3 separate regions of the Homo sapiens genome follow, and regions 2 and 3 are each linked to region 1. Evidence: chromatin loops called from intact Hi-C (ENCODE). Cell type or tissue: endothelial cell of umbilical vein. All regions are shown on one strand.

The links. Hi-C counts contacts between places; a loop is a spot of excess contacts. Peaks named below come from ENCODE experiments on the same cell type or tissue, not always from the same donor. Only the 100,000 strongest peaks of a DNase experiment are listed, where the experiment ranks them.
Region 2: it touches region 1 in a loop (14-fold over the local background); 7 of 110 quality-filtered maps call a loop at or near these places.
Region 3: it touches region 1 in a loop (7-fold over the local background); 4 of 110 quality-filtered maps call a loop at or near these places.

What each region holds. Positions count from the first base shown.
Region 1 is chr7:107,144,079-107,152,078 of GRCh38, forward strand. It overlaps PRKAR2B (protein kinase cAMP-dependent type II regulatory subunit beta), which reads left to right. Exons shown (of 11, transcript NM_002736.3): 6 at 2,230-2,383; 7 at 6,844-6,945. Among named protein-coding and RNA genes, the nearest start is that of HBP1, 21 kb to the right of the region's middle. RefSeq lists an enhancer at 7,799-8,000. In endothelial cell of umbilical vein, CTCF peaks have their summits at 3,562 (motif pointing right) and 6,573 (motif pointing left); DNase peaks (open chromatin) are centred at 3,683 and 6,523; H3K27ac peaks cover 964 bases.
Region 2 is chr7:107,496,806-107,504,805 of GRCh38, forward strand. All of the region lies in intron 6 of COG5 (component of oligomeric golgi complex 5), which reads right to left. Among named protein-coding and RNA genes, the nearest start is that of GPR22, 31 kb to the left of the region's middle. In endothelial cell of umbilical vein, a CTCF peak has its summit at 4,989 (motif pointing left); a DNase peak (open chromatin) is centred at 4,976.
Region 3 is chr7:107,074,358-107,082,357 of GRCh38, forward strand. The region is part of intron 2 of PRKAR2B (protein kinase cAMP-dependent type II regulatory subunit beta); the gene reads left to right. It overlaps PRKAR2B-AS1 (PRKAR2B antisense RNA 1), which reads right to left and starts at 5,252. Exons shown (of 4, transcript XR_007060469.1): 1 at 5,109-5,252. RefSeq lists a silencer at 2,867-3,161. In endothelial cell of umbilical vein, no CTCF peak of the experiment used is centred here; DNase peaks (open chromatin) are centred at 2,994, 4,284 and 5,334; H3K27ac peaks cover 5,127 bases.

The DNA.
Region 1 (8,000 bases):
TATTTATTTATTTATTTATTTTTGAGGCGGAGTCTTGCTCTTGTTGCCCAGGCTGGAGTGCAGTGGCGCAATCTCAGCTCACTGCACCCACTGTCCTCCTGGGTTCAGGTGATTCTTCTTCCTCAACCTCCCGAGTAGCTGGGATTACAGGTGACTGCCACCACGCCTGGCTAATTTTTTTGTATTTTTAGTAGAGACGGGGTTTCACCATGTTGGCCAGGCTGGTCTCAAACTCCTGACCTTGTGATCTGCCCACCTTGGCCTCCTAAAGTTCTGGGATTACAGGCGTGAACCACTGTGCCTGGCCATGAAAGCCAATTATTTTCTTCTGTCTATCATGTTTCTGCTGTTATTGCTTCTTTATTATTAATAATCCTTTTCTTTCTTTTTTGGAGGGGCAGGGAGAGTGTCTCACTTTCTTGCCTAGGCTCGAGTGCAGTGGTGCAGTCACAGCTCACTGCAGCCTTGAACTCCTGGGCCCAAGCGATCCTCTTGCCTCAGCCTTCCAAGTAGCTAGGAGTACAGGCATGTGCCACCATACTTGACTAATTTTTTGGTTTTTTGTAGAGACAGAGTCTTGCTATGTTGCCCAGGCTGGTCTTGAACTCCTGGATTCAAATCCTCCCACCTTGGCCTCCCAAAACATTGGAATTACAGGCATGAGGTACCAGGCCTGGCCCATAATAATTTTCTAATGTTAAAAGCCACTTTTTTTTTTTTTTTTTTTTTTTTTTTAGCAGCACGTCCCCACTCTTTGTCTGTGTTAGGGTTTAGTCAACAGAATAAAGCCAAAGAATTTTTTCTATCTGCCCTCACAGGTGCAAGCCTTGAAAGCATGTTCTCTGATAAAATACAGTATGCGGAAAGTCAGTCATCCACACAAAGAATGCAGTTTACGTGAATATAGGGTCTGGGTAATAGGAAGTGCAGTGACATGCAAACTGAACCTTATTTGCCTAGAAAAAGAACCCCAGTTAAAAGATAAGCACCAAAAAACTATAAAAAGACCAGAGTTAGATATCTAGTCTGAATTTCTACTTTTTAACTTTAGAATGGGGGTTGATCTAAAGTAAAGGGCCAGAGAGTAAATATTTTTGGCTTTGCAGGCCAATATGTTCTCTGTTGTAACTACTCAACTCTGCAGTTGTAGCATAAAACCAGCCATAGATAACACATAAACAAACAAGAGTGTTTATATTGCAGTGAAACTTTATTTACAAAAGCAGATAGCCAGTTTGTGGGCTATAGTTTGCCAACGTCTGCTATAGATTATAAAGGACCCTAGTAAGTTTTGTAGAGTAGTGGCTAACCAAATTGCTATAGCTAGATTCTTTTTAAAAAGTTATTTTCTTCTGATCACAAAAGTAATAATATGTTCATGTTACAAACAGAAACTCTTAAATTAGATAGCGAATATGCCTAGAATCCCTCACTATTCTTATGCTTTTAGATAACTACAGTCAGTGATTTGATAAATGTTTCTTCAGATGATTTTCTTTCTTTTTTTAAGGTTAATTTTTTATAGAGATGGGATCTTGCTATGTTGCCCAGGCTGGTCTTGAACTCCTAGGCTCAAGTGATCCTCTTACCTTGGACTTCCAAATTGCTGGAATTACAGATGTAAGTAAGCCACCACACCCAGCCTCTTCAGATGATTTTTTTTTTTTTTTTTTTTTTTGAGTTGGAGTTTTGCTCTTGTCACCCAGGCTGGAGTGCAGTGGCACAATCTCGGCTCACTGCAACCTCCGTCTCCCAGGTTCAAGTGATTCTCCTGCCTCAGCCTCCCGAGTAGCTGAGATTATGGGATCCCGCCATCACACCCGGCTAATATTTTGTATTTTTAATAGAGACAGGGTTTCACCATGTTGGCCAGGCTGGTCTCAAACTCCTAACCTCAGGTGATCCACCCGCCTCAGCCTCCCAAAGTGCTGTGATTACAGGTGTGAGACCCGGCCTCTCCAGATGGTTTTTTATGCATATACTATTTGGTTGTAGTCTTTAGTTATAGTTTTATCATTCCTTATTCCAAATTTTTATTGTTTAGTCCCATTTTTCCCAGCAGGCACATGGTCTGGAACAGATGGCACAGATTGATTCCCCTTTATTGTCATCGGAGGGGATAACAGGCTGGAAATAAGATTTTTATTTCACAGGGCTCTTTTCTGAAATAATGTTTTATTTTAATGATATTTTATTTGAATTAACCTCCAATCTACATATGTCCAACAGAGGCACATTTGATATTTATGTGAAATGTGATGGTGTTGGAAGATGTGTTGGTAACTATGATAATCGTGGGAGTTTCGGCGAACTGGCCTTAATGTACAATACACCCAGAGCAGCTACAATCACTGCTACCTCTCCTGGTGCTCTGTGGGGTTTGGTGAGTAAAATACTTATTTGACCTGAATGTTATGATTTGTAGCAATTGCTATGACGGTGTTACAAATTGCCGCATGTAGTATTTTAATTTAAAGATCATCAGTCATCAGGTAATTTATTAAGCAGCCACTGAATGCTGAACTGTAGGGCACTAAGACTTCACTAAGTCAGATCCTGATGTCATTGCCCCCACTCCTCCAGTCCAGTCAGGAGCTTGGGACCTGGTGGCCCAGGAAAGACACTCAGATTCAGAATGCTCCTGTCTTACCCACTCTTAGAAAATAACCAGCCATACAAACACAGCCTTAAGTACTTTTTCTCAGATAGCTTTCTGAGGTAAGTATTATAATCTGATAAAGTTGTGGCTCCCAGAGTGTGGTCCCCTGAACACTGGCAGCTGTATCACTTGGGAACTTTTTAGAAATGCCCATTCTGGGGCCCCACCCACTGATTCTGACCTACTGCATCAGAAATTCGGAGTTTGAGAAACCAGTATAAAAGGATGCTCTTGGTGCTATAAATTGATTGGTAACTACTCTGCATTTAAAAGCAGTTGTGTAGGGAAAAAATGCTTGGTGGCTGTGCTCATGTGCCCCACATCAGAATTACCTGGAGTATTTTTTTAAAATCCTCTTACCTAGCCACGAGGTCAGGAGATCGAGACCACGGTGAAACCCCGTCTCTACTAAAAATACAAAAAATTAGCCGGGCACGGTCGTGGGTGCCTGTAGTCCCAGCTACTCAGGAGGCTGAGGCAGGAGAATGGCATGAACCCGGGAGGCGGAGCTTGCAGTGAAGCTGAGATTGCACCACTGCACTCCAGCCTGGGCGACAGAGCGAGACTCTGTCTCAAAAAAAATCCTCTTACCTAGACCTCACCATGGGCAAATTGATCAGAATCTTCAGCACTGGGACCTGAGCATTAGTACTTTTAAATACATTTCTTAATGTGGTATTCCCGCAAGACTTAAAAGCTGGTTTAAAGATACATTCGGGCAATATTTTCACATATGATAGGATGCAAATTATTAGGCACTACTAAAGCTCCTTCTGGAGGATTGTATTTAAGGTAGTGATTCTCAAACTTTAATATGCTTACAAATCACCTGGGAATCCAGTTAAAATGCAGATTCTGATTCAGTGGTTCTGGGGTGAGGCCCGTGATTTTTGCATTTCTCATCAGCTCCCAGGAGATGGCAGTACTGCCTGATGTCAGGCCAAACCTTAAACAGCATCGATTTAGGGAAATGTTTACAGTATATGTATTTTCTTTTAAAATTGTTGAAAATAGCCCACCCACTAGTTTTGACATGCATTTATTGGGTTATTTCTCTCAAATCCTTTTGTGGAAAGAGAAGAGGTTGAAGTAAATATGAAGTCTGTTAAAAGTCTCATTTCCAAGGACTACTGTATATAGCATTGTGGAAGTCACACATTATTTAGTCACAGTTCAGCATTTGACTCTGAAGTCAATTCAGCTGATAAAAAATATCTCTTGATCAAAGAGACAAGACATTTTACATTTCTTTTAATTGGAACCAGTTATTATATACTTATTTAAAAATGTGATGAGTCACTTTTTTAAGGTTTAGAGGAAAAGCTGAATTGTCTCAGGAAAAGGAAAGAACTGTCAGTGATTTGAATACCCAAAGCCAGCAAAGAAAAAACTTCAAACCAGGACAGTCCTTCACCCACAGAAGTCTTTGTCTGCCTGTAATTAAAGTGGTGGGATAAATCTAGCATCTGCCATGACCTGTTTTATTCAGGAAGGTTTACTTTTCAAATGTAGTCATTCCAATGGGGTTGCCGTTCAGATTCAGATTGTCAGATTGTCACACAGTGAGGAAACTGCCTCCTTGCACATCTTCAGAATAAGATCAACTGTTTTATAGGTTGGCCTCTTTGAATACTGATAGTTTTTAGCCCTTGTAGAAACTTTAATGGGGTATAAAAGACCCAGAATTTCCTAGTGCACGTACTACTTAAGTTCCTAAGATAGGATTAAGCATTTTCAGAGCTTTTTAGTAGTCTATACATGTTATTAAATTTTATAAAAATGGGCAGTTTGTGATAATCCTCCTGACATATAATAGCTTTCTAAAAAAGTTAGAATAATTAACATAATTACTTAGTATTTCAAGCCTACTTTTTAAGGGTGACTTGACTAATTATAATAACTCCTTCTCAGGGAGAGTCGAGTAGAAAATAAATTTTTCTTTTAAGGTCAACAGACTGGAGGTCTGCCTTATAAATACAGGTGTGTAAAGATAAGCAAAAAAAGCCCAAGAGAAAAGTCCATTGCAGAATAGTCTCACTCTGTAAATAATATTTGGTCACTATTAGCCTTAGGGCTAACATGATCTACGTGACTATACTGATGATTTGGAAAGGTGATTTTTGAAATGGCTTCAGGATGAAAGTATTTGAAATTCTGGACTTTATATGTCACAGTGGGTGTGAAGAGGTAGGTTACTAATGGAAAATTCTTTCTGAGAGATATAACTGATTATGATTAGTTTCTAAATCATTAAGCTATTTTGAGTCTTCTCTGTTTTGCAATAACCGCTGTCCATACAATGGTGTTATACCTGATTTCCAAACCTGATTACATATCAGAATCACTTTGGGAGCATTTATGAATTATTGAGCCCTACATGCAGAGATCTTGAGTCATTAAGGTCTGGTGTCTCAGAAATCTTTTTTAATACTATAGCTTATTCTGATGCAGAGCCAGGCTTGGAAATAATTTCAATATTTGTGCTAATTATCTTGTAAAATTTTCTTTTAAAAAAAGTATTAGGAGTAAAACAAGTCCAAATTACAGCCAATACCAAATTGGGAAACAAGATGTTTAATTTCCTAGTGTCTTAGTCCTTTTGGGGTGCTATGACAGACTGTTATAGAATGGGTGGCTTAAGCAGCATACATTTATTTCTCATGGTCTGGACGCTGAGAAGTCCAAGATCAAGGCACCAGAAGATTCGGTGTCTGGTGAGGGCTTGTTTTCCTGTTTAACAGACAGCGTCTTCTACTTGTGTTCTCACATGGTGGAAGGGGCAAGGGAGCTCATTGGGATCTCTTTTATAAGGACATTAATCCCATTCATGAGGGCTCCAGCCTCATGACCTAACCATCTTCCAAAGGCTCCACCACCTAATACTATCCTGGGTGATTAGGATTTCAACAGAGGGATTTTAGAGTGATAGAAACATTCAGTTGCAGTCCATCACACCTAGAGACTTTCATCTATACTGGCATTTTTCTCCATTGCACTAGTTCATTTAAATTCAGCCTTATTATGTTGGCATAAGAAAGAATGAATAAGACCTAGTATTTGGTAGCACAATAGGGTGACCATAGTCAATAATAAAATTGTATATTTTAAAATAAATGTAATTGGATTTTTTGTAACTCAAAGGATAGATGCTTGAGGGGGCAGATACCCCATTCTCTATGATGTGCATATTTCATGTTGCATGCCTGTATCAGAACATCTCATGTACCCCATAAATATACACCTACTATGTACCCACAAAAATTAAAAATAAAAGTAAAAAAAAATTAAAATATTGGCATAGTAATTTATTAAATAATATATCCCAATTTTTACTTTATTAAAATGGTATAATTGTTTATTAATGAATGCCAATCTAACATAATTATTGAGGCTTTTATTAAAGAATTAAAATATTTTATGAGAAATTATTTAAAATAAAATTTTTAGGAAAATAATGTTTTGAGCTGTATCCTTAAAATTTTTACTAGTTCTTCAACCGAGTTCTGTATCTTTGAGGGCATGATAGTATAAACAGGAACATTTTAGACTGTGAACATGGTAAACACTGGAATTAGATCTTACTCAAAAACATAGTTGTAGTTTCTCTGTGCCTTCACATTAAATAAAAATTTTTTTTATGAGTACATATTATGTGTATATATTTACAGGGTACATAAGCTATTTCGATAACAGCATACAATATATAATGATCACATCAGGGTAAATGGAGTAGCCATCACTTTAAGCATTTATAATTTCTTTGGGCATCCCTCCACATTTTTGACAAGAAAATTTTGACATAATGTGGATATGAAAAAGAACGTAGAGTACATAACAGAGTAAAAGAACAGAGTGCTAGTATACATATTTAAAAATGCTGTGACAGCGCCTCCTTGTGGGCAGAACCCAACATATTGGTCAGATTTCTGTTATGTATAAAAAGTCAACAGATGCTTTCTTTAAAAAAAAAAAAAAAAAAAAAAAAGAAAACAGTATTTTATGTGGTTCTGTATTATATTTTGTGCTTGACGAAATAAAAATATGAAATGAGTTGCATTAAAAGTATAATGATGTTAATCTTTTATTTCAGAATCTTCAATCATTGTTTCTTGTAGGGAATAAAATAAAACTATTTGTATAGCTTTACCCCCATAAAATTTACCCTTTAACTGTTCTGCCTGTAGGACAGGGTAACCTTCAGGAGAATAATTGTGAAAAACAATGCCAAAAAGAGAAAAATGTATGAAAGCTTTATTGAGTCACTGCCATTCCTTAAATCTTTGGAGGTAAGTATATGTTTATGCTTTTATTTTATTTTGCTTTAAAAGTTTCTGTTTTGCTAGGAATATTTAGTTCTATAGAAAAATTTCTTTGAATAAAAAAAAATCTATCCATGTTTTTATTTGAAAAGATTAAATGGTAGTGCTAATTTTTATAACTCATTGTTTCTTCTGCTATCTATAATTTCATTTGTTTTGTTATTTGAAAGTAATACATTCCTACCCAGCATCTATAGCAAATTTATATGTGGTCTTTATCTGATAGCAGACTTAATATAATCACATAGATGTAGACAAGAGCCACTAGTTGTAACTTTACAGTGAGGCGTTCTCTAGATATAGAATGTCCTCTCTGGCCTCTTCCTCTCAGTCATCTTTGCTGTTTATTCCTCTTTTCTTCTCCTCTTAAAACTGGCATTCCAGGCCTCTGTCCTTGGCCTCTTCTCTTTTCAGGATACACTTATTCACTTGGTGAACATGTCGAATCCCATGGCCTTAAATACAGATGTCCCTTGACTTACTATGGGGTTACCTTACGAATAAACCCATTGTGAGTTGAAAATATCATAAATAGAAAATGTATTTAATACACCTAAACTATGGAACATTCGAGCTCAGCCTAGCCTACCTGAAACATGCTTAGGACACTCACATCAGCCTACAGCTGGGAACAGTCACCTGGCAGCACAGTGCACTGGAGAGCATGGGTTGTTCACCTCATTGTGGTGAGGCTGGCTGGGCGTTGTGGCTCTCTGCCTGGCGTTGTACTGCATATCGCTAGCCTGGGAGAAGATCGAAACTCAAAATTAGAAGTATAGTTTCTATCGCTTTCAAACAACTGTAAGGTTGAAAAATCATTAATCAAGCCACTGTAAGTCAGGGACCACCTGTACTGTCCATATATTGATGCTTCTTAAAATTGATATCACTGGGCAAGGCCCCTCCCTTGAAGGTCAGACTTACTTATCCAACTGCAAATGTAAGATTTCCTCTCAGATGTCTAATAGACATCTCAAACCTAGTATGTCCCAAATCTACTCCTTTTCTCTTTCCCCGCAGAT
Region 2 (8,000 bases), 350 kb after region 1:
AACAGAAATAAAAGAAAAACTTCCTTAACACAATAAAGGTCATATATGAAGAACACACAGCTAACAAAATACTCAGTTGCGAAAGACTGAAAGCTTTTTCCCTAAGATCAAAAACAAAACAAGGCCAGACACAGTGGCTCACACTTATAATCCCAGCACTTCTGCAAGCAAACATAGGAGAATCACTTGAGCCCAGGAGTTCGAGACCAGCCTGGACAACATAGCGAGACTCCATCTCTACCAAATAAAAATTAAAAATTAGCCAGGCATGGTGGCATGCCTGTGTCCCAGCCACTCAAGTGGCTGAGGCAAGAGGCTCACTTGAGCCCAGGAGTTTGAGGTTACAATGAGATATGTCTGCGCCACTGCCACTGCACTCCAGCTTGAATGGCAAAGCAAGGCCCTGTCTCTACAAAACAAACAAACGAACAAACAAGTATTAGCCTGCACCTGCTCCACCAAAACTTCTATAGTGTTGGAAATCCTAGCCAGAGCAATCAAGTAAGAAAAAGAAATAAAAGGCATTCAAATCAAAAGGAAAGTAGTAAAACTGTCCCTGTTTGCAGATAACATGATCTAATATTTACAGAAATGCATAAAGACCCCACCAAAAAACTATTAACATAAAAAATTCAGTAAAGTTGCAGAATACAAAATCAACACACAAAAATCAGTGTCATTCCTATGTACCAACAACAATCTATATGAAAAAGATATTAAGAAAACAATCTCATTTACAATTGCATCCAAAGAATAAAATACTAGGAACAGACTTAAGTAAGAAAGTGAAAGACCTGTATATTCAAAACTACAAATAAAAGAAACTAAAGAACTAAAGAAGACAAACAAATGGAAATACTTCTAATGTTCATAGATTAGACAACTGAATACTGTTAAAATTTCCCTACTATTCAAAGTGGTCTACAGATTCAATGCAATCCCTATCTAAATCCCAATGTCATTTTTTAGAGAAATAGAAAAAAAAATCTAAAATTCATATGGAACCACAGAAGACCCTGAATAGTCAAAAGAACTCTGAGAAACAAATAATATAGCTGGTATCATCATACTTCTTTATATATACATACACAAAGCTATAATAATTAAATAGTATGGTACTGGCAAAAAGAAAGACAAACTGATGCAATAGAGTAGAGAGCCCAGAAATAAATTCATGCATATATGATAAACCAATGTGTAACAAGGGTGCCATGAATACACAAGGAGGTAATGACAGTCTCTTCAACAAATACAAGGAAAACTAGATATACAAATGCAAGGGAATGAAATTGGACCCTTAGTCTTACACCATACACAAAAATCAACTCAGAATGGCTTAATGATTTAGCCGTTAGACCTGAAACTGTAAAACTCCTAGAACGACACGTGAGGAAAAACTCTGTACCATTGGTCTTGGCAATGATTTCACAGATGTGACCAAAAACACAGACAACAAATGCAAAAACAGACAAGTGCGACTACATGAAACTAAAGAGGTTCTGCACAGCAAAGGAAACAAGACAGTGAAAATGCAACCTATGAAATGCGAGAAAATATTCACAAACCATGTATCTGATAAAGGGTTAATTTCCAAAACGTATAAGGGACTTTACAACTCGATAGCAAAAATAAAAACCCAATTAAAAATGAGCTAAGGACTTGAATAGACATTTCTCCAAAGAATACATACAAATAGCCAACAAGTATATAAAAAGATCATTAATATCTGACCAGTCATCAGAGTAATGCAAATCGAAACCACAGTGAGATACCACCTCACATCCGTTAGAATGGTTATTATTAAAAAAAACAAACAAGCAAAAACAACAAAAAACAGACACGTGCTGGTGAGGTTGCGGAGAAATTGGAATCGTTTTACACTGTTAGTGGGAATGCAAAATTGTACAACCCCTATAGAAAATAGTATGGTGATTCCTCAAAGAAATTAAAAATAGAATTACTATACGATCCAGCAGTCCCACTTCTGGGTTTTTATCCAAAATAACTGAAATAGGATCTTGAGGAGGTATCTGCACTCTCATGTTCACAGCAGCACTATTTACAACAGCCAAAATACAGAAATAACCTAAATGTCCACCAGCTGATGACTGAATTTTTTAAATGTGATATATATACATAGAACAGAATATTATTCCGACTTAAACAAGAAAGAAATCCTGAAATATGCAACAATGTGGATGAATCTTATGGATATTATGCTTAGTAAAATAAGCCAGTCACAGAAAGACAAATACTGCATGATTCCACTGACATAAGGTATCTAAAATAGACAAATGCATGGAAGCGAATAATGGAATTGTGGCTGCCAGGGGCTGGGGGAGAGGAAGAAATGAGGAGTTGTTAATCAATGGGCATAAAATTTTAGTAAAGCAAGATAAGTAAGTTCTAGAGATCTGCTGTTCAATACCATGCCTATAGATAACAATACCATATTATACATTTAAAAATCTGTTAAGAGGGTAGATCTCATATTAAGCGTACTTACCATTCTAAAATTTAAAAAAGAAAATCACCACACTAACGTAAGGTATTCCTATTAACCTATCCAGAAAAGTTTAAAAAACAAAGGGAAGAGGAGTAAATTTTTTTTTTTTTTTGAGATGGAGTCTCGCTCTGTTGTCCAGGCTGGAGTGCAGTGGCACAATCTTGGCTCACTACAACCTCTGCCTCCCAGGTTCAAGCCATTCTCCTGCTTCAGCCTCCTGAGAAGCTAGGATTAAAGGAGCACGTCACCATGCCCAGCTAATTTTTTGTATTTTCAGTAGAGGTGGGGTTTCACCATGTTGGCCCAGCTGGTCTCGAACTCCTGACCTCAAGAGATCAGGCTGCCTCAGACCTCCCTAAGTGCTAGGAGGTGTCAGCCACCATGCCTAGCCTGAAATTTTTAAAATGAGATGACAGAATGGAATGTTAAAGAGGGAACTGGAGTCTGTTAATTCAGTGCAAATAGGCGAATAGTGTATCTCAATTTCAAAGTTTAGAAGTAGGGATAGTATCTAACCTCCAGCTCTAATTCCTCCTTTGCATCTACATTTTTTTTCTGCAAACCTTTCTAAAACATCCCCCAGCTCACTTCTCCTCAAGTCTCCTGAGCCCAGATGAGTCGCATGTCCACGTTTAAACCATTACGTAAAGGAATGAAACTATCATGATCTATCATGATTTAAGCACTGGAGCAATTAAGTAGTCCCTTCCTTGAGCCCAAAGATATTATTAGGAAGAAGAGCACTCAACCAAACTGAGACCCTGTAAAAAAGAAAGAATGGAAACAAAGGAAGTGGGAAGTCAATCAGTAATGTATGCTACACTGAATATAGATCCACGTGCCATGGAAACCAATTTAAGATGTAAGAGTTGGCATCCTGTCTTGAAAAATAAGATTCTATCCAATTGTTCTTTCCTGGAACATATGAAGGGGGTTTTCAGGAACTTTTGCTGACAAATTCTGCATTCTCCTCAAGAAGCGACTCTGGATAAACTTGAGAAGTGAACAACTGAACTTCCAGAGCCCTAGACCATGCAATTTAGATACGGATTTCTTTTTCAAAGCAGATGTTACTAATCTCTGTAATTGCTACAGAAACAACTTCATAAATCTCTGTGTACTACCTCATTCTGAGGATCATGCCTTCTTCATGTGCCCACGAAAATAAATTCACCATAAGATATATCCCTAGATATCTAATTTGGCACTTTTTAGTTACATAGTATAAACTGATTGGATTTTAGAGAATGGTTTACCAGATATAATAATTTCAGGGTTTTTTCCAACAGTGAAATAACTTTAGTTTTAATATAATTAATAAGGAAATAATATAGATTATCACCACTGGCAACAGGATATATTCCTAGTTGTAATAATAAAACCATGTCATCAGTATGTATCTTCCTTTGGGATATGATATTAAAAGATTCATCAAATCACATTTCTGATTCATCAAAAGAGATTTCAAATCTCTAACACAGAAGTTAAAAACAAATGAATAAAACTGCAAGCTATTTTACTGAATATGTTTCTGAGAAGATCATGCCTCCCTGCCCTGTTGTTTATACAATATGAAAGTGTAAAATTCTACAGGTACACCTATAATCATAAATTTACATTCAACCATTCTAACAGCCTTTAGCAATCTTAATTTGCCATATTTACCAAAACAAAGACTAATAAAAACTGTTTCACATTGTTACTGGCTTTTCTATATATAAAGGAATAAATTATCTTGGCAATGAAAAGTAGAACAACCCACCTAATTTTCCTGTACAATATTATACTTAGAGACCCAAAGCTGTAATTCATCAAGAAGAAAGCTAGCATAATTTTAAAGGAACAGTCAACAATAGAATAAGCCTGTAGTTCTGAGGCACTTTGTTTAGATTAAGACACATTTTTTTCAAATTAATATTATTAGTAATATATACTAGAAGGGAAAAGAACTTGAGAACTATTGGCATAAGCATCCAAATGAAAAAGAAAATCCCTTAGAACCAAGAAATAAAAAACTTTGATACATTACTAGTTGGAAGTACCTTAAGCTAAATAAATTGTTCTCAAACTTTATAAGTCTTCCAGCAAGGGGTGATAGCAAGGTAAAACACAGAGCTTCCATGAACATTATTAAACAACCATATGAAACAGAACACATATCTAGAAATGCTTGCAACTTTAAAATGTACGAAAAACAACATACTAATGTTTACAGTAAAAGAGCTCCTTGTTTTTGTCTAGATGTTACCCTGAATTTTTTACACTATATGATAAAAGAATGAATAGAATCATAAATGTGGTATGAGTATTACCTGTTAAATATAAATTTTAGCAACATTAACTTCAATTAGTTTTAAAAAAGGTTTGTGTGCTTGTGTGTATAATTTCTATATGCTTATCTCTACCACATACAAACACATATCTAAGCATAAGCCTTTCTGGCCATTTGGATTTGAGCACAACATCACCCCCATCTGGTGGTGGCTGAACCCAGTCACATATGTAAGCAATTTAGAGACCATTTAAATCAAATGTACAAACAGAAAATCTTTATAATCTGTCATTACACTGTAGATATACACATATACATTACATTAACTATGAAGAAGTTGTCACACACAAAAAACTTCAATGCATTTAAGAAACAAGTCACTTCAGACTCACAATAAAGGGAAAACGAGAAACAGTTTCATGGTATTTTTTTCTTTTGATTTTTATTTCAATAGCTTTTGGAGTACAAGTGGTTGTGATTACATAAATAAATTATTTAGTGATGAATTCTGAGATTTTAGTACACCTATCACACAAGTAGTGTACTTTGTACCTAATATGCAGTTTTTTATCCCACATTCTCAATACCCTTCCTCTTCTGAATCTCCAAAGTCCATTTTATCACTCTAAGTCTTTGCGTATTCTTAGATTAGCTCCCACTTATAATGAGAACATTTGATGTTTAGTTCTCCATTCCTGAGTTATCTCACTTAGAATAATGGCCTCCAGCTTAATCCATGTTGCTGCAAAACACATTACTTCATTCCTTTTTATGGCTGAGTAGTATTACATGGTGTGTATATACATATACATCACGTTGTCTTTATTCACTCATTGGTCAATGGGCATTTAGGTGGGTTCCATATCTTTGAAATTGTGAATTGGTCTGCAATAAAGATATGTGTGCACGTGTCTTTTTCATATAATGACTTCTTTTCCTTTGGATAGATACCCAGTAGTGGGATTGCTGGATTGAATGGTAGATCTACTTTTAGTTCTTTAAGGAATCTCCATACTGTTTTCCATAAAGGTTGTATTAATTTACATTCCCACCAGTAGTGTATAAGCATTACCACATCCACACAAACATCTATTGTATTTTGACTTTCTAATAATGGCCATTCTAGACGGAATAAGCTGATAATCTCACTGTGGTTTTAATTTGCATTTCTCTAATGATTAGGGATGTTGAACATTTTTTCATATGTTTCTCGACCATTTGCATATCTTCTTTTGAGAAATGTCTATTCATGTCATTTGCCCACTTTTTGGTGGGATTATTTATTTTTCTTGCTGATTTGAGTTCCCTGTAGCTTCTGAATACTAGTTCTTTGTCACATGCACAGTTTACAAGTCTTATCTTCTCCCGTTCTGTGGGTTGTCTGTTTATTTTGACAATTATTTCTTTTGCTGTAGAGAAGCTATTTAACCAGGTCCCATTTATTTATTTTTGTTGCATTTGCTTTTGGGATTTCAGTCATGAATACTTTGTCTAGGCCAATGTCTAGAAGAGTTTTTCCTAGGTTTTCTCCTACGGTTTGTATGGCTTTGGGTCTTAGATTGAAGTCTTTGATCCATCTTGGGTTGATTTTTATATAAAGTGAGAGGGATACAGTTTCATTCTTCTACATGTGGCTAGCCAGTTTTCTCAGCAGCATTTATTTAATAGGGTGTTCTTTCCCCAATTTATGTTTTTGATGCTTTGTTGAAGATCACTTGGTTCTAAGTATTTGGCTTTATTTCTGAGTTCTCTATTCTGTTTCATTGGGTCTATGTGCCTACTTTTATACCAGAACCATGCTGTTCTGGTAACTGTATACAGCCTTGTAGTATAACTAAGAGTCCAGTAATATGATGCCTCCAGATGTGTTCTTTTTGCTTAGGATTGCTTTGGTTATTTGGGCTCTTTTTGGTTCCAAATGAATTTTAGGATTTTTTTTCCCATTCGGTGAAAAATAATGTTGGTATTTTGATGGGGAATTGCACTGAATATGTAGACTGCTTTGGGCAGTATGGTTATTTTCACAATATTGATTCTTCCAATCTATGAACACAAGATGTGTTTCCATTTGTTTGTGTCATCCACGTTTTCTTTCAGCAGTTTTGTAGTTCACCTTGTAGAGATCTTTCACCTCCTTGGTTAAGTATATTCCTAGTATTTTATCTTTTTTGCAGATGCAAAAGGGGCTAAGTTCTTGATTTGATTCTCAGCTTGGTGGTTGGTGTGTAGCAGTGCTACTGATTTGTGTACATTGACTTTGTAACCTGAGACTTTACTTGTTTATCAAATCTAGGAGTCTTCTGGAGCAGTCTTTATTTAGGGTTTTTCATGTATACAATCACATCATCAGTGAACAGTGATAGTTTGACTTTCTTTTTCCAATTTGGAAGCCCTTTACTTCCTTCTCTTCCCTGATTGCTCTGACTAGGACTAGGACTTCCAGTACTATGTTGAATAGAAGTGATCAAAGTGGGCATCCTTGTCTTGTTCCAGTTCTCAGGGGGAAGGCTTTCAACTTTTCCCCGTTCAGTATGATGTCGGCTGTGGGTTTGTCATATATGGCTTTTATTAATTTGAAGGAAATCCCTTCTATGCCTAGTTTGTTGAGGGTTTTTTATCATAAAAGGATGCTGGATTTTACCGGATGCTTTTTCTGCATCTATTGAGATGATCATATAGTTTTTATTTATAATTCTGTTTATGTGATATATCACATTTATTGATTTGCATATGTTAAATCATCCCTGCATCCCTGAAATAAAACCCCTCGATCACCATGCATTATCTTTTTGATGTGATGTTGGATTTGGTTAGTTAGTATTTTGTTGAAAATTTTTGCATCAATGTTCATCAGGGATATTGCTCTGTAGTTTTCTTTTTTTGTTATGTCCTTTCTGAGTTTTGGTATCAGGGTAATACCGGCTTCAAAGAATGATTCAGAGAGAATTCCCTCTTTCTCAATCTTTTGCAATAGTTGCAGTAAGATTGATACCAGTTCATCTTTGAATATCTGGTAGAATTCAGCTGTGAATCTATCTAGCCCTGGGCTTTTTCTTTGTTGGCAATTTTTTTTATTACTGATTTAATCTTGCTGCTTGTTATTGGTCTGCTCAGGGTTTCTATTTCTTCCGGATTTAATCTAGGAGGGTTGTATGTTTCCAGGAATTTATCCATTTCCTCGAGGTTTTCTAGTTGATATGCATAGGGGTGTTAATAGTAGTC
Region 3 (8,000 bases), 70 kb before region 1:
CCTCCCAAAGTGCTGGGATTATAGGTGTGAGCCACTGCGCCCGGCCACATAATCCATTTTACAATATGGGCTTTTTGTTTTTTGGAAGATTATTCTTTTTGGTGGAAAATGGAAATAATATATCATTTGTTGTTGTGAGTATTAAAAATTAGTGGTGGTGGCTGGGCGCTGTGGTACACACTTGTAATTTTGCCACTTTGGGAGGCTGAGGTGAGCGGATTACCTGAGATTGGGAGTTCCACACCAGCCTGGCCAACATGGTGAAACGCTGTCTCTACTAAAAATACAAAAATTAGCTGGGTTTGGTGGCGGGCGCCTGTAATCCAGCTACTTGGGAAGCTGAGGCGGGAGAATCGCTTGAACCTGGGAGACGGAGGTTGCAGTGAGCTGAGATTGCGCCACCGTACTCCAGCCTGAGCGACAGAGGGGGAGACTGCGTTTAAAATAAATAAATAAATAAATAAAAATTTAGTGGTGGTAGTAGTAGTAGCAGCTCAGTAAATATTTTAAGAGTAAAGCTTTAATCAAGAAATAATCCTGTTGCTTCACTGTTCACCTAATATATAGAAAAGATCCTAGGGTTTGAAGTTGTACTGACTAGAGTTTTCCCATTTTCTCTGTGAATTTGTATGTAAGTTGTTTACTTCTTTGAGTTTAATTTTATTTATTTTCTTTTCTTTCAGCTTGGGATCTTAATAGCTATATTCAAGCTTGTGAGGGTTAAATTGGATGATTTTTATTATTTTTAAATTTTTTTTTTTTTTGAGATGGAGTCTCGCTCTGTCACCAGGCCGGAGTGCAATGACATGATCTTGGCTCACTGCAACCTCTGCCTCTTGGGTTCAAGCGATTCTTCTGCCTCAGCCTCCTGAGTAGCTGGGACTACAGCTGCACACCACCATGCCTGGCTAATTTTTTGTATTTTAATAGAGACAGGGTTTCACCATGTTGGCCAGGATGGTCTCAATCTCCTGACCTCGTGATCCGCCCACCTTGGCCTCCCAAAATGCTGGGATTATAGGTGTAAGCCACCACACCTGGCAATTTTTTTTTTTTTTTTAAGACAGGATTTCACTCTGTCACCCAGGCTGTAGTGCAGTGGCATGATCTTGGCTCACTGCAGCCTCCACCTTCCAGGTTGAAGTGATCCTTCCACCTCACCCTCCCTAGTAACTGGGAGAACAGGTGTGCACCACAATGCCTAGCTAATTTTTGTATGTTTTATAGAGACAGGGTTTCGCCATGTTGCCCAGGCTCATCTTGAACTCTCGAGCTCTAGGGATCCACCTGCCTCAGCCTCCCAAAGTGCTGTGATTATAGGTGTTGGATGAGTTTAAGGAAGCCCCCAGCAGAGAGTCTAGGCTTTTCAAAACGTTCGCTCTCAGCCTTCTTCTTATGAACGTGGTTTAAAACAAAGCCATAAACCCCTCAGCTTTTTGCCTTAGCCTGTCAGAATAAAGCCTTAGAGAGTCATAATACTGTTTGATAGTAATCCTTTAATATGGGCATCTTTTTATTGTTTATACATTATAGGTTTTCTAAAAAATTGTAATGGTTTTCCTCTGTGGTTTTGTCTCTGAATTGGGGAGGGGCTAGAAATGTCCAGTTAATCTTAAGACAGTGCCTTGCATCATGAAGTTGGAACTCTGAATTTTTTTTTTAATCCTAAGATACTGTTTTGAAAAAGTTACCCTTCTAGAACAGTTTAAAGAGTTCAGTGAGCGCCTTTATCTAGGCTCCCCAGATGTTGATATTTTGCCACATTTGCATGCTCTCTCCTCTCCATCTTTACACAGACACACACTCTTTTTTATTGAAACTTTTAGGAATCTTAAATACTTCAGCCTGTATCTCCTAAGAAAAAGGGCATTCTTCTAGGTAATATAACACTGAAGGAATTTAACATCGATACGATACTATTATCTCATACAGAGTTTAGAGTCAGATTTCCTCCACTGTCCTATCATGTTTTTTTCTCTCTCTCTTTTAAATTCAAGCTAATTCAAGGATTTTTTATTGCATTTAATTGTCATGACTCAGTTTTTCTTGCCTTTCATAAATTGACTCCCTGAAGTTTTTGAAATTTGCTTTTTCAGAGTTTTGAAGGTTATTCCTAACCATAAGACAGTTCCCTATACCGCCTGTTATGCATTCATAGATGGCATTAGCACAGCTGCTGTTTGTTCAGTATGCCCCACCGACGTCCATGAAATCTTTGCATTGACATTTACTATTGCTTTCAAGGACTACTTGAAAGCAATTACTTGTTCTAATAAGTAATTATTTCTTATAATAGAAGGATTTTCTTTTCTCATGTAGTTAACCACTCTTTAATTTTTTGCCATAGTATGAACATATAATTTTGTGGTATATTTTTAACAGAACTAAAATTTTATAATTTTCTGTAAACTATGATGTAGAATAATTCACAGGTGAAATTAATCTTTAAATTTCAATCTCACACACCTACTGTGTAAAATGTGATATTACAAATCTCAGTGAAATCACCCTGAACAGAAATGATTATTCCCCAAGAAATTAGTGAAATAGCAGAAGTTCACATCTTGTCTTGAATCTGATTCAAGGAACATATGCTTCCTTGATTCACGGAACATATGCTTCCTTTTGTTTTGTTTGGGAAATATCTTGTAGCCTTGGTGTTCATTGTTTCTACTTTAAGGTTATTTGACGATAACAGCTTTTAACCCCCAAACTATTTTTTTCCAGAGGTCATTTCTATATTGTCAAACCAATTTGCTGGTATAATTATAGTTACATTCATATTTTGTTTTTTGAAATTAGCTTCATTTTTAATAAGCCTGTTAATCACCAATACTTGGGAATACATATTGGGAGAATACTACTTTAATTAATATACTAGTTTATTCAGCAAACATTTACCGAGTCCCTCTTGTGTGTCAGGTACAGTGCTGGGGATGCCACGAATAATAAGATACAGTTCTTACGAAGTGCGCAGTCTAGCAGGGAAGCTGATGATGACTCATAGTGTAGTAAATGCCGTAATATCCTCAAAGTGAAAAGGAGAAAACATACAGTTTTTCCAGGGCCTGCCTCACAGGAAGGGTACTATTTGTGCTGTCTTTAAGGTTTATAACATAGGTTTTACGAGGACTATAAGGAGAGAGACTATTCTAGGTATTTCTATTCAGTATTACTGTAAAAAGTCCATTTTCACCATATGTTGCTATGCAGTTTGCCTCTGCCATCAAGCACCTATGGCATGGAGTGAGCAGATGCCCACTGGCTATGGATAGCAGGGACTTAAGGCCAGGAGTTATTTCATCCTTTAATTTACCATTGCTTCAAAATGTTAACATCTGCCTTACCAGGAGAGGCTGTATAGGCTCTGGAATCAGACCAGGGTTAGAGTACTAGCTCTGTTACTCACCTATCTACGTATTAAAAGTGTCTCTGTGTGTGTGTATCCTTAGTTACCTTTCTAAGGCTTAGTTTCTCTGGGTATAAAATGGGGATAATACCTAACTCACAAGATGATTGTTGTAATGAAACAGTAGATAACCCATGAAGAACAGATTCTTGAGGCCGGGCATGGTGGCTCACGCCTGTGTTCCCAGCACTTTGGGAGGCCAAGGCAGGTGGATCACCTGAGGTCAGGAGTTCAAGACCAGCCTGGCCAACATGACAAAACCCTGTCTCTGCTAAAAATATAAAAATTAGCTGGGCGTTGTGGCGTGTGCCTGTAGTCTCAGCTACTTGGGAGGCCGAGGCGGAGGAATCACTTGAACCAGGGACGCAAAGTTGCGGTGAGCCAAGATTGCACCACTGTACACTCCAAGCCTGGATGACAGAGTGATACTCCATCAAAAAAAAAAAAAAAAGAAAAAAGAAAAGAAAAGAAATGGCTTCAGGACTGCAGAGCTTGACATGAAGAGTTAGTCAGAAGGATGACACCCAGGGTGAGGCTGAAATCAAGGGTCAGAAAGAGAATTTGACTGAGGCAACAGGATGAAACGAGAGGTGTCAGTCTTGAGCAAGGGAGGTGGGAAGACAGGATGGAAGGTGGGACTGGGACCTAAGGAGGTTCTCTGAGATGCCAGGGCACAGGCCTGGGGGCTTTTGTCCAGGCTTGTTCCTTGGGTGGGATGGAAGCCATTTAGGGGGCCTCCAAGTCACTTCATGCACCTGTTATCTCTCAGTGCCCACACTAGTATTATAATAAAATGGGTTCTTCCCTGTGATTCATTATGAATAATCCAAGTGAACAGAGCAAGTACTGCTCCTGGCTCATTTCCAGCCACTTGCCCCTCCTGCTCTACACTCTAGCAGCGCTTGTTTACTGATACTTAAGCAACCTTGGGAATTGGAACCCAGTGGAATCTGTGGCATTGTTGAGTCTCTGGTTCTTTTTTGTTAGGCCCTGGAATGCTGATAAGCTACCTCAAGGCTAATGAGAAATTAGATTATCTCTTGAACTTAATTGCATTTTCCCAGAGTTCTCTTAGAGCCCCCCAGGGAAAGGAGAAAGGAAGATAGTGAAAGCAGCTGTTCAGGTTGGGGCATGGTGGGAAGGGAGGATCTTTCTGCGCCTATAGTGTCCTCAGACTCTTCACACTGGTGGTTTTGCCAGTCGATGTGGAAGGGCTTGGAAGATAACATGGGAATTATGTAACCCACCAAACCCCGTGTGCCTTAATTACAGGAACACTGCCACTGTTGGGGAAAGGGGTCGGGGAGTTAGATCTATAAGATAGTATAAAATAGGTATGAGTAGATAGAATAGACATTTAGATGTAGTGCAACCATTCTTTAATTACAAGCGGAGTTTAGGTCACTACTTCACCAGCTCTGTGTGAAGGATCAGTTTTTCGTTTTTGTTTTCCCAGTGCACTGCAGACCAGCACTTTTGAGAAATATAAATTTGCCACAGCAATATCAAATTGCTATAATTGTATCTAAACACTGTTTTACTCTCTGTACTTATCTTATTGCAGATTGCCATGGCTTAGGTGATACAACCGTGGTGTGTGCTACATGAGATAAGAAACTTCTCACAAAAAGCTTTTATAAAGGAAGATTGCACATTTATCTAAAAGAAGCGATTATTAAAAAAAAAAAAACAAACATACCTTATTTTGCTAACTTGGCATTTTGTCAGGACAGCCTGCATGAATGAATGGTGCCCTTGAGTTGTCGAATGGTGGCGTGTGGCAGCCCTGCTTCAGGCCCGTGGCGTGCCTGCGTTCTGCCTCCATGTATGCCTGCTCATATTCAGAGCATGCCATGGGCTCTCTTATCTAGGCCTTGCTATAGCTCACCACATTCCCTGCCATCAGCTTCCTTCCTCTCTCCCTCCCTCCCTTCCTTCCTTCCGATACCGTTACTGTTACACATCGTTTGATGTTGTAGTTGCTTGTTCACATGTCTTTTTCCCTATGCTTAACAGTGAGGTTCATAATTAATGGACTGAGAAACAAGGACACTCTGGATGAGGTCAAAGAAAAAATAGAATGTGAAGTAAAGAAATGAGAATGCAAGGAGGATGGGAAGATTTCTCCAGGCATGTGTGTAGAGCGGTGTGAGATTCCTGAGTAGTGTGTGCTGGGGTAAGGACCAGTGTGAATATAGTTACAGGGTGAGCCTGCTAAAGGGCAGGCTGAGTGACATTTTATTGGAATTAAGGAAGCCAAAATAAGTTGAGGATGGGCTCTCAAATGGGTTTTCAACTTGGACATTGACTGCCTACGATGGTGGCACATTGGAGTGAAATGAAAACTGTGAGCCAGGTACCAGTCAGGAAGGGGCATCTGTATGCCGTGGCTCTCGGAGGAGCACAGAGGTTTCAGTGGGAGCACCATGGAGTGGTCCAGATGCCAGTGTGGGGAGCCACAGCGTGCCCTCACTATCTTTCAGATCCCACTGTGTGCAGGAAGTGGTACCGTCTAAGAGAAGGAGTGTTCTTGGAGAAGAATCAAGTTTCAACCAAGGCAGAGAAAAGTCAGTAATGTTTTATAAAAGAATGTGAGGGTGTGGGGAATGTGTTGGGAAGGAGGGTAGTAATGGACAGAAGGAAGCCACAGAGCAGCAATTCATTTGAGGAAATATTTGCAAGCAATTACCATTGCCAGGGACTACACTAGGCACAGCAGTGAACACATTATGCCCTTGAAGTACTTGCAGTCTAGGGAAGCTTAAGGCATGGGGAGATGAAATTAGGGAAAAGATGGTGGTCTGGAGGGTCTTACATCTTGTGGATGACCAAGGGTGACAGAGCAAAGAGGACATAGTTGGATTGATAGTTTTTAGATTATAATTTATTCACTGTAAATACTTGTTTAACTAAACTTTCCTTAAGGCTAACTCTGTTAGCTTCCTAATGAGAGCGCTGTAACCGTCTGATACTTATCTTAGGTACAGAAGGCAATATGATGTAGAAGTAAGAGGCTGGATTTGGAGCTGTTTTTAAATTTAACAGTCAAATATTCAATGAGGGCCTACAATGTGTTGGGCACTGGGCTGGACCCAGGGCAGGCAGATACAGTTTAGGATCTTAGGTACATCATTTATTAGCTGTGTGACCTTGGGCAACTTACTTAAATGACCTTCTGTAAAACCAGATTGTGGTTATTCTGGAAGAGAATGCAGGCAAAGCTTTTAGCATAGTGTCTGACACATTTTGAGTGCAAAATAAACTTTTATATATTATTAGACTGGATTTTTCAAATTTTAACCTGATAAAAACACCATAATTTTAGTGTCTCTTCTTTCCTCTTGTAACTTATCCCACCTAATATTAATTGGCCAAAGTGCATAATTTTGTGTATGTATTACAACTAACTCCCCTACCCCAAATTTGGGTTAACTTAACATTGTATTGTTATTTGTGGGGGAGAGCAAAGATTTCTCTGAAATGTAACATCCTTTAGCTTTTTAGATGAAAACAGAAAAGCAACCTCAGTCCCTCATCATAAACTGTATTTGTAGACTGTAGTTTTGAAAGCAAATTGATCCACCTTTTAAAAATCTAAACTGATATTTTAAACAGGTGTGTGCAAATGCAGTCCCTCCCACCCCCACCCCATCAGCATCTTGACCCAGCTACTTCTTTGGAGCTGACTACTAGAGAATGTTAGTCTCATCTCTGAGAGCCCAGCAATATATTATATACTAGGTAATCATTGGATAATGTTTTCTGATATTTTAAAAGTTAATATTGCAACTAAAAACCAAAATACCTATTCAGGTCTTGTCTTCCCTTTACCAGTAAGAATCAGGGTCTTCCCCTTCCCTGCACCTCCCCGGATTAGTTTTCTACTTTTTCATGAGTTACTAAAACCAGAGAACACTGATTTTAATGTTGTTTTACAGAAAACGGTACCATAAAATTGACAACAAATTAAAATATACATTAATGGTACAGTATATTGTTTTCAGAATAGTGGAAAGAAGGGGCCTTTCACTTGAAAGACGGAACAGCTTAAATGATAGTGTTGTTAGACGTGTTTCAAGGAATTACAAAATGTTGTGTTTATTGACCATCAAAAAAGGTACAGCTGACCTTTTCCTTAGATATTTTAAAACAGAATTCCAAGTTATAGCTCCCCTTTAAAAACAGGTATGGATACTTTAATATATGCATTGCCTAACAGAGTATATAGGCTACAAATACAGCAAATGCACATAGCTTTTATTCAATTTTTGAACAGCAGCTTACCAGACGTGCTGAGTTTTAGCAGGTTGCTGAGTGGTAATCTGCAGGAGAAATGGAAAACAGGTTTGCCTTAACTACTCTTGTGGCTTTCTAAAAATAAATTGCTACTTTCAAGTTACCTATTTGGTATTTTCACTTTATTTAGATTTTGTGGATCTCAAAATTTTCTTTTTATAATGTTGATACATTACCACTTACAATTTACTTCTGAATTCTGTACCATAAAAATAATGTATTTTATTTTCATGTTACTTTAAAAATGATATTGCTTCTTACTTGCTTATATTTATCATTCCCCCCATTTGTGTCC